Linked DNA regions of Homo sapiens: region 1 is linked to region 2. A link is a contact called in ENCODE Hi-C or POLR2A ChIA-PET data. All regions are on one chromosome and are shown on one strand. The core of a region is the stretch at or near the end of the contact, and the rest is flanking DNA. Distances in the headings are between cores, read along the strand shown. Region 1 has its middle 19 kb from the start of C15orf39. Region 2 has its middle 30 kb from the start of C15orf39.

The links. Hi-C counts contacts between places; a loop is a spot of excess contacts on that map. ChIA-PET counts read pairs that join two places held with the same protein, here RNA polymerase II (POLR2A). Pooled maps may share reads with other maps.
Region 1: a loop to region 2 is called in a map with no recorded cell type, with 5 times the contacts of the local background. The contact joins two enhancer-like sites. A Hi-C loop is called at or near these places in 8 of 168 maps with a recorded cell type or tissue (CD14-positive monocyte, Caco-2, PC-3 and 5 more), 5 of 37 single-sample maps with no recorded cell type and 22 of 50 pooled maps. POLR2A ChIA-PET finds 5 or more read pairs at or near these places in 23 of 52 experiments (A549, AG04449, AG04450 and 17 more).

Annotation. Positions count from the first base shown.
Region 1 is chr15:75,217,732-75,223,189 of GRCh38, reverse strand. No RefSeq gene overlaps it. Among named protein-coding and RNA genes, the nearest start is that of C15orf39, 19 kb to the right of the region's middle. RefSeq lists enhancers at 3,357-3,416, 3,497-3,686, 4,497-4,546. Within about 2 kb of position 3,614, at least 2 of the 41 ENCODE cell types and tissues checked have a DNase peak (open chromatin) inside an H3K27ac peak, as active enhancers do.
Region 2 is chr15:75,169,850-75,174,833 of GRCh38, reverse strand. No RefSeq gene overlaps it. Among named protein-coding and RNA genes, the nearest start is that of C15orf39, 30 kb to the left of the region's middle. Within about 2 kb of position 3,718, at least 3 of the 41 ENCODE cell types and tissues checked have a DNase peak (open chromatin) inside an H3K27ac peak, as active enhancers do.

The DNA of each region.
Region 1 (5,458 bases), core at 2,365-4,864, 48 kb before region 2:
CCAGGACCAGCATGGACACAGCCCTGGGGCTGAGGCTAAGTGGGCTCTGGGAGACCGTCACTCTCTCTTCAAGCTTTGGTCTCCTGGCCCTCTACAAGCCAGGCTGTTTCAGGCTTTGCATGAGGTCTTGCACACAGACAGTTCAAACACAGCTGGTGGACACAGTGGGCTTTAGGGAGGGGGCACATAGCTGGGGGTGGGGGCTGGGTAACAGGGAAAGGGGGCCCTGGGGCTAGCATGGCCTGTCTGGTGGTGGTGCAATGGGACCTGCACCACATGAGGAGAGAGGGTCCACCTGGAAGAGTGGACCAGCCAGATGACCAACAAGCTGGATGGCCACTGCCAGAAACTGCAGGACAGCAGAGGGGGCTGGGAAAGGACAGAGGACAGCTGGGGGGCAGGGAACGTGGGTTCCTCCATACAGCCACGAGTCTTCCCTAAGTGGGTCTTCCCCATGGAGGCGAGGGGGCATTCAAGACACACCTCCAGCCCACCTCAAACCATCTCAGGAAGCCACCACCAACTCACACAGGCCAGCTGAATTGTCACAGTGACCCCAGAACAGCACAGCCCTGTCCTTCAGATGAATAAACAGAGGGAGAGACGCATCTCACAGCCAGGAACTGCGACTCAGACCCAGGTCCAGCTGCAGTGCTTTCTCGATGGCTCTGCCTGCACCTCCTCTGGGACTCAGTTCCCGCTAACAAGTGAGCACCTGAGTACGGGTGAAATGGGTGCTATTATCCCCGTCTGGCTGCTGGGGAAAGGGAAGCAAGGCACAGGTGACTTGCCCAAGGCCAAAGTGACAGGGCTGGTTCAACCCCATCTGTCTCAGCCAGCACATCCCCATGGCAGAGGCTTTACTGTGATCCAAACCTGGAAGGTGGAACTCCTTCCAATGTCCCACCCAGGGCACAGAGCATGCAGCCCCATGTTTGAGGAGGTGACGGTATGGGGAGGTGACAGTGTGGGAAACAATCTGGCTAGGCCAAGGCCTCATGGAGCCCAGGGTTCCCTAGGGCCAGGAGAGCTCTGGAGCCCACCCCGACACCCACTGGAAATGTGGAATCTGCACCTGCAGGAGATCAGGAGAGCGGTTCAGCCTCCGATGCACCTGCAGCGAGGTGAGACAGGCACAGGTGGGCGCCCTGCTTCCAACCAGCGTCAGGTGGGCCGGAAGCAGATCTCCTGCCTGACCTTCCTCTCCTACCTCCCCCAAGCAGAGGAGAAGGGGCAGCCGCCCATCAGGCCATTGCCCACATTGAAGCCGCTGAAGCCAGGTCCCAACAGGTGAGTCTGACCCCTGACTATCCCAGGCCCGGCCCAAGGCAGTCATGTCTCTGGTGAGGACCTGGTAGATAGATGTGATGTCCCCAAGTGGCTCTATAAACCTCTGATTGAGGATAATCAAGGAAACGGGCAAGACCATCACACTCAGCCAAGAACACGAGGGGGACTGGGGCAGGCAAAAGTCAGTTTGGGCCCAGGCCTGGCCCCTGGAAGGATGGTGGATGAGGGGCCAGCCACGGTGAAGGGGAATGGATGGCCACGGGCTGGGTGGTCAGGGCTGTCAGCTCCTGCAGCCCCTGCGGAATGTCTGCCCAGGCCTGGCTCTGCGCTCAGCCTTCTGCCTGGAGCCACAGGTTCCTGGACACCGGCCTCAAGTAGGGATAGTGGTAGGAAAGGCACTTGTGGCCACATGTGGGCACCTAAGCATGGGACAGAGGGGTATCATGCCCCAAAGAGACCATAGAGGCCAAGAATGTAAGCAGATGTGACACCATCAATAAACCCCCCTGTCCTGGGGGTTTATTGACACCATCAATTAAGTCAGAGCCTACCCTGACCCTGACGCTACAGCTCAGTCTGGTTGAGACTCACAAAGAGATGTTAGTGCTGGGCAGGGGACCTGGCCCAGCCTGCGATGTCCAGCAAAGCTGTGGGCTGGACAAGAATCTCTGAAGATTAGTCCAGGACAAGGACAGCTGTGTCTGGGCAGGGAGTGGGGGCAATGCCCAGGAGACCTGAGGACCTTTAACTAGGTAGGGTGCCAGGTCAGGATGTGCAAAAGAGAAGGTGGCATGGCAGCATCCGCCCGAGGCCAGGCTATAAACCTCGGGGCCGCCCTGTGTAGCCTAAACCATGCTGCCACCCAGATGCCATCCTTCAAATGTGAGGCAGGGCTGGGAGAGCCCCCAGACCCCTCATCCCTCCCGCCCCAAGGTGGTTCCCATCCCTCACCAGAAGGAAAGTGAACTCTTCTATGGGGCACAGCCTGCCAGGTTCTGTGTCACCTGGTGGAAGGGGCTGTGGGGCAAGCCGGGGGAGCTGCAGCTGGGTGAGAAAGAACCCAGGTCCCACTCTGTTCCTACCTGTCAGGTGACCTCGGGCAAGCTGCTTTCTTTGCTTGGGGCCAAGGAGAGTCACAGGGGAGGGGCCAGGTTAAAAGGGCTCCACCCTGGAGCCCAGAGCTACCCATAGAGAAAACCCCTATCCTCCCGATTCCGCTCCCAGCTCACGCTGCTGCGATAACATCCTCCCCATCAGAGAGGCCGTGGGAGGCAGAGGCTGACCCTTCCTCCTTCAGGCACCTCAGCGGGTTTGGTTCCGCCTTCATCATGATCAGGGAGGGGGTCCCTGGGATCTCAAAGGTGAGGGGCAGCTTCTCGGGCTCCAGGTGCTCCAAGGTAGACCCTGCAGGGCACCAGAGCTAGAAGGGCATTGGGGAAGATCTTGAACCAGGCCAGGACCTGACCTCTGCCTGGCCATGGTGACTCTGAGCCAGGTAACCCTACGTTAGTCTCAGTCTGTCACTGTGTCTCACGGGGGATGTCAGCATTGCCTTTGGAGTCAAAGTAGGTAAGCCAGGGTAACCAGAGTTCCCAGTAGGGACCAAGACCAAAGGATGCAGGGGTCGGGCCTGTCCCAGAAGGTCAGGCTGGACAAGGGGCTGTGTCAAGCTGGGGCAGCTGAGGTCCTGCCCTTCAGGTTACAGTCATCTGGGTCCTGGTCTAGACCCTCATATGCCATCCAGAGACCCAACCCTAGGGACAATTCCTCCCAGGCTGGTAGCAGAGAGTCGATCCTTTTACTCACCCTACCAAAAGCTCTGAAATAAGAAGGCCTGCCAGTGGGGAAAAGACTCTTCAGGAAAAGGTTCTCAGGGGCAGGGAAGGTTTGAGCTGGGCCTTAGGGCAGCCAGAGAGGTAGGTGACAGGTCCCCTCACAAAGCCTGCCAGAGAATGCAGGAGGAACACAGGTGTAGTGATGAGAACGTTCTGGAAGACAGCAGGCAGCCTCCCACTCACTGATGGGGCCGAGTGAGGTCATGTCCACACACCAGGAGAAGCTGGAATCCACACACTGGTGCACTTTGTTTCTTGTTTTAGAGACAGGGTCTTGCTCTGTTGCCCAGGCTGGAATGTGGTGGCACAATCATAGCTCACTGCAGCCCTGACCTCCTGGGTTCATGCAATCTTCCCACCTCAGCCTCCTGAGTAGCTGGTGAGGGAAGAGAGAGGCTCTCTCATATTGTTTTATACTCAGTACCTGTTTTAAGAAAAAAACAAGGAAGTGAAATCAAAGACAGGCAGCCCAGCGCCAGGCCCAAAGCCAGGCCTGGGCCTGCCTGGCCTAAACCTAGTAGTTAAAAATCAACTCATGACTTAGAACCCGATGTTACCCATAGATTTCAGGCATTGTATGGAAGAACATTGTGAAACTCCCTGCTCTGTTCTGTTTCACTCTGACCACCGGTGCATACAGCCCCTGTCACGTACCCCTTGCTTGCTCAAATCAATCACGACCCTTTCATGTGAAATCTTTAGTGTTGTGAGGCCTTAAAAGGGACAAAAATTGTGCACTCAGCTCGGATTTTAAGGCAGTAGCTTGCCGATGCTCCCAGCTGAATAAAGCCCTTCTTCTACAACTCGGTGTCTACGAAGTTTTGTCTGCGGCTTGTCCTGCTATACTGGGACTACAGGCACACGCCACCATGCCTAATTTTATTTTTTGTAGAGACAGGGTCTGGCTATGTTGCCTAGGCTGGTCTCAAGTGATCTTTCCACCTCAGCCTCCCAAAAACACTGGGATTACAGGGACAAGCCAGCACTCCTGGTCATGCTGGTGCATTTTGGCTGCCATGGTGCACAGGAGGTATGAGCTGGGGGGCAGAATCTGCTCCTGGACCTCTACCCAGGCCTGCACCCAGACTGACCCCTGGGCTACAGGGAACAGGTGTGGAGAGAATGCAGCAAGCAGAGCGGGCTAGTCAGTGATGGAGACCCAGGCTGGGACTAGGAGAGATAGGGCTCCAACCCTCAGCCTAGTGGCCCGGCCCAACCCCATGGGGCCAAGATGACTTCCTAGGAAGCCAGGCATGGAAGCCAGCATGCACCTGAACCGAGGACAGAAGACTCTGATGACAGGGAGGCCTCTGACATAGTGTGGATACTTGTCCCATCCACATCTCGTGTTGAAATGTGATCCCCAGTGCTGGAGGTGGGGCCTATAGTGTGAGGTGTTTGGGTCATGGTGGGGGATCCCTCATGAATGGCTTAGTGCCCTCCCCATGGTAATGAGTGAGTTTTCTAATTTCTAATTTTTTTTTCTCTTTCTTTCCTTCCTTTTTTTTTGAGACAGAGTCTCACTCACAGCCCAGGCTGGAGTGCAGTAGCGCGATCTTGGCTCACTGCAACCTCCACCTCCTGGGTTCAAGTGATTCAATGAGTGAGTTTTCTATTAGTTCACAGGAGAGCCTGATGCCTCCTCTCTCTTGCTCCCTCTCTCACCATGCGACACGTCTGCTCCCTCTTTGCCTCCCGCCAGGAGTAAAAGCTTCCTGACGCTTCACCAGAAGCCTAGCAGATGCTTGTACAGCCTGCAGAACTATGAGGCAAATAAACTTCTTTTATAAATTACCCAGTCTCAGGGCCAGGAGCGGTGCTCACGCCTGTAATCCCAGCACTTTGAGAGGCCAAGGCGAGTAAATTACTTGAGATCAGGAGTTCAAGACTAGGCTGGCCAACCTGGTAAAACCCTGTCTCTACTAAAAATACAAAATTAGCCAGGCATGGTGGTGCACGCCTATAATCCCAGCTACTTGGGTGGCTGAGGCATGAGAATTGCTTGAACCCTGGAGGCGGAGGTTGCAGTGAGCCGATATTGCACCACTGCACTGTAGCCTGGGCTACAAGAGCGAAACTCTATCTCAAAACCCTGCCTCTACTAAAAATACAAAAAATTAGCCAGGCATGGTGGTCCATGCCTGTAATCCCAGCTACTCAGCAGGCTGAGGCAGGAGAATAGCCTGAACCCAGGAGGCAGAGGTTGCAGCAGCCTGAGATCGTACCACTGCACTCCAGCCTGGGTGACAGAGCTAGACTTCATCTCAAAAATAAATAAATAAATAAATAAATAAATAAATAAATAAATAACCCAGTCTCAGGTATTCCTCTAG
Region 2 (4,984 bases), core at 2,469-4,968:
ACAGCACTGCCTGTGGGATTTGCTATATAATTTGCAAGGCCCAATACAAAATGAAATTGCAGGTTCCCTGTTCAAAATGCATGGGGGAATGTCTTCCCTTTTTTCCATGATGCCTCTCACAACCTGTCATGGTGTTGCGTTTTTTGGTAATTTACACTTAATGTTCTTACTCCCTCCAGCTCGGGACACGCACAGGGCAAGAGCGGACCTTCACAGATCGGGGAGGTGGCACATGTGGAACCTAGTAACTACCAGGCTCCCCGTTCCAGCAGCCACCAGACAGACTTATTGGGAAGTAGAGGCAGGCATCTTCCCTTCCTAAAGGCCCACAGTCCCAACTATGTCCCAACCTCGTAGCCAGGAGGCACTAGGGACTGGGATAGGAGTGGAGAGAGGCTCACCCTCCCTAAGCCACCCACTGAACATGGCATATTGCTGCCAGCCTGGGACAGGACGGCCACCACCTGTCCGCTCTGACACTGTGGGGTGCATGTACTTGGCCCTGGCGCACCCACCCCCACCCAGGCCCTCAAGGGAGCAAAGGGTGGCAGTGTTGCAGGGCAGGGGTGACAAGGGGGCTGGGTGGCACTGGGGCACCAGAGGTTGAGGGAGTGGATAGCCAAGAACTCATTCCAGGGAAGCATGGAGGTGGCAGGAGGCATGACCATGCTTCAGGCCAAGATTCCAAGCCCTCAGCACGTGCTACATGACCCCATTGGACTTCACTTACAAAAGACAAATTTGGCTGGGCATGATGGCTTACACTTGTAATCCCAGCACTCTGGGAGGCCGAGACAGGTGGATCACCTGAGGTCAGGAGTTCAAGACCAGCCTGGCCAAGATGGTGAAACCCCGTTTCTACTGAAAATACAAAAATTAGCCGGGCATGGTGGCACGTGCCTGTAATCCCAGCTCCAGCTACTCAGAGGCTGAGGCAGGATAATCATTTGAACCCAGGAGGCAGAGGTTGCAGTGAGCCAAGATTGCGCCACTGCACTCCAGCCTGGGTGACAGAGCAAGACTCTGTCTCAAAAAAAAAAAAAAAAAAAAGACAAATTCAAAGTTAAATTACGAAGAATTTCAAAGTACTGCTTGGTCCTAGTGCATTCAACCAAGCTTGGTTGGGCCCTTCCAAGTGCAGGGCTCTGTCTGTGGGCTGCACTGAAGGGGGCCTTACTATATGTGTTATCCAAGTGAGATAAGAATGGGTGGGCAGGTTGGCTGGGCATGGTGGCACATGCTTGTAATCCCAGCACTTTGGGAGGCCGAGGCGGGTGAATCAGCTGAGGTCAGGAGATCGAGACCAGCCTGATTAACATGGTGAAACCCTGTCTCTACTAAAAATACAAAAATTAGCCAGGCGTGATGGCATGCACCTATAATTCCAGCTACTCAGGAGGCTAAGGCAGGAGAATTGCTTGAACCCGGGAGGCGGAGGTTGCAGTGAGCCGAGATTGCACCACGGCACTCCAGCCTGGGTGACAGAGTGAGACTCCATCTCAAAAAAAAAAAAAAAAAGAGTGGCCCAGCAGGATCATTCCTTAGGAACTTTAGTCTTTTAGTCCCCACATTAGAGAAACCTGGGTGCCTTGAGGGAAGTAAAGGCCAGGTGACTCACCTCCCTCCTCAGAAATCTCCCCTACTTTGGGGAAGCATGCACGCAACTTGGCAAAAACTTGTCAAACAAAAAAATACAGCCTTTGTTACAGAAATTTATCATCCACCATCTGCACCATTGCTTCCATTTTTATATCTGCATGGTGCCGCTTTTCTCTTTTTGAGAAATACTTTCCAAAAATTGACCTTTTGTTTCTAAACAGGTGAAAGATAACATTTTGAAACACTCAATTCACTGCCCATCTGTGCAATGTATAATTGGTTGCATTCGTTGGTCTAGAGAATACCCACAACTGTAAAAGTTTTCTCCATACTGATATTTGTCCTGGGGATTGAAGCCAAATTATTGACCTAGTTTTAGTAAATCTAGAACAACAGCTTTTTGGCTTAAGAAATATTTCCATGTATCAAGAATAATCATTCCCTTGACATGAATGAGTGATGGCCCAGGCATCAACTTCCTGACAAAGGGAATTTGAAAGGGGCGCTTCTCAAACCACGCTGGCCCCAGTCCAGGAAGGTATAGTTTCCATTTCTCAGGAGTGGCCAGATGCTCTGGGCCAGCTGCTGGAAGGGGTGTCTCACCAGGGAAGAGGGCTGCAAATGTGGGCAGAGGACGAGACGCCCCCACAGCCTGTTGATGCAAGCAGCCCCACTCTGCATACCCCCAGCTCTGTCCAGATGGTAATCCCGCTGCTGGGAGCCCAGGCCCAGCCCATGGCTCTCAGGACTGTGTTGCATTGTGAAAGAAGGGCAGGAGCCTCACTGGGGCAGGTCAGCACTCACAGAAACATACAGACATACAGGCAGGAAGCAGCCGGGGAACCTTGTCCTGAAGTGTGTGCAGGTGCAGTGGACACAAACCACCTCCATGGCATGTTGATAAAAGCCACATGGTGAAGGAATAGTGGGCCTTCTCCAGCATGTTCTTCTATAGGTTTCCCCACAGAAATTCAAACCATAGGCTGGGCGCCATGGCGCATGCCTGTAATCCCAGCACTTTGGGAGGCTAAAGCTGGAAAGATTGTTTGAGCCCAGGAGTTGAAGACCAGCCTAAGCAACATAGTGAGAGCCCCCCTCTCTACAAACATTTTTTTTTTTTAATTAGCCGGCCATGGTGGCACATGCCTGTAGTCCTAGCTACTGGGGAGGCTAAGGCTGGGGGATCACTTGAACCTGAGAGGTCAAAGTTGCAGTGAGCCGTGGCCATGCCACTGTACTCCAGCCTGGGCAACAGAGCGAGACCCTGTCTCAAAAAAAAAGAAAAAAATAAGAGAGAAACTCAAACCATAGGCTGTTTGAGTCTAAACCTGGCCCTGTGTACTCCTTAGTGATTTTGGGCAAATCCCAGGGCGTATCTGAGCCTCACTTTCTCCATGTGTAAAATGGGAACATGATGCATATCTTCAGGATTGAGTTGAGTATTAAACAAGTTGCCTGTGTTTATGTTCATGTGTAGATGTTGGACACAGAGCTGGCGCTCAATACCACAGGATGGAAACAGGGTGGCTATTATTATCATTAGCAATCAGATAGTAGAGAGAAGGTCTGACTCACTTCTGTGTGCTTTTTCTGGTACACAGGATGTGGTACTGGGAAATGTGGATGGAACTCTTGGGCCTTGGCGGGCTGTGTTGAGAGAGTGGTTTGTGGCGACATGGTAGGGAAAAGTAGGTGACTGTGCTGGGCCTTTGCTGGCCTTCTTCCCCAGGAAACAGAACTGTGGGGGGCAGGGACGGTGGCGATGTGGAGGAAGCTCATCCTTAGCCAGCCCCCTCATTTCATAGATGGAGAAACTGTGTGTCAACCCATGATGAACTCATTACACCAACCTCTACTGGCCTCAGAGTAATTTGTGGAACTCCAAAATTTTGGAGCCCCAAAAACTGGAGATGCAAACCCTGGGTGCCTGTTCAGATTCCCCCAGCAATCTGCTTCATTTCTCTTGATTGGCATAAGACCAGTGCCAGGTCACTCCTCCGTTTTTAGAACTGGATAACATTCCACATCAAAAAAGGTATGAAACTGGCTACTGAGGAGTTCGGTGATGAAACACAAAAGTATGGATGAGTTAGCTCCCCGCACCTGCCAGGTGAAACCTGACCTATGAGAAACAGGAGATGGGAAGGAACTGGGAAGGTAAGTTCTCCCTCCTTTTTCTCTCCTTGGACTGCTCCAAGGTGCAGTTCCCTGCATCCCTCTGGACAAGTCCCCATGCAGAGCGACATGCCTGCTGAGCGACCTGCTGTGTCTCACCCAGGCTAGCCATGAAGCTGTGGCCAGCACAGTAGCACATCAGCCACTTTGCATTCCATCTGCCCTGGCCTTACTTCCCTCATTCTTCACTCTCACCATCCTGGGCTGGCATCTCCCAGATAAAGTATTGGCACTGTTCCCGGGGAGCAGCCCTATGTAAACCTATCCCTAAAGGCTGAGGAAGCTGAGAGGCCAAAGACAGAGGCTGACAAATGTAGTTTCTCTGAAAGAAACATTTAATAATAACTTAGGCACAGAAGCCATTGTCTCAGTAGCTGCAAGAGGAGATGGTGGAGCCCTGCCATTATCCCCCAGACCAAGGGCTTATATACCATAGGGAAAGAATGTGTAGGACAACTGAAGTTGGCCCTGCAGGGAAAGGCAAAAGTATTATGTGAATCTGCCTAAGGGGAGGATTTACGCTCCCCAAAACAAAAAATAAGATTGTTTTGACCTAGGAGCAGGGTTTATGGTAGCAGTAGATAAATTAGAAGTCTTAGAGGCATTCTTTGAACAGGGGTTAATCAGAAGTCAACATGGCAGGTTGGCATCCAAGATGGAGTTGCTTTAGCCTCCACAGCCACCTTAATCCTTGACCCAAGCTCTGTTTTTTAGATGACCCAGGCTAAGATGGGTGGCATTCCAAAATCATTCATATTATAGGATTATTCAACATAAAGGTACTCAATATATAATAGAATTATTTCATCTATTTAGATAAAAGTTTCTGTCCTGCAGAAGAGACATGGGAGGCACTGCCTGAGGAGCAAACCGAATTAACATTTTCCATCCCAGGAAAATACACATAACAAAACAGACATTAGTCACCTTTTTCAGCACCCAGTATCAACCTGGCAACGCTCAACATTCTTCCTGTTGGTCCTTGTTGTCTTTGATCTACTCCAGGTGGGGAAGGATGACCTCCGAATGATTCACAATGGGGTCTCTGGGCAAGGCAAAGAGCAGATAGTCACCCAAGACAGGCCTGTTGAGCTTTCTTCAGGGCTCATTGAACGTAACCAGACAAATAAGGAGGGTTCTTTGAGGTAGGCCTGCTGGACGTCCATCAGCAATTCCTTCTGAGATCCCCTCCACATATACAAACACACAC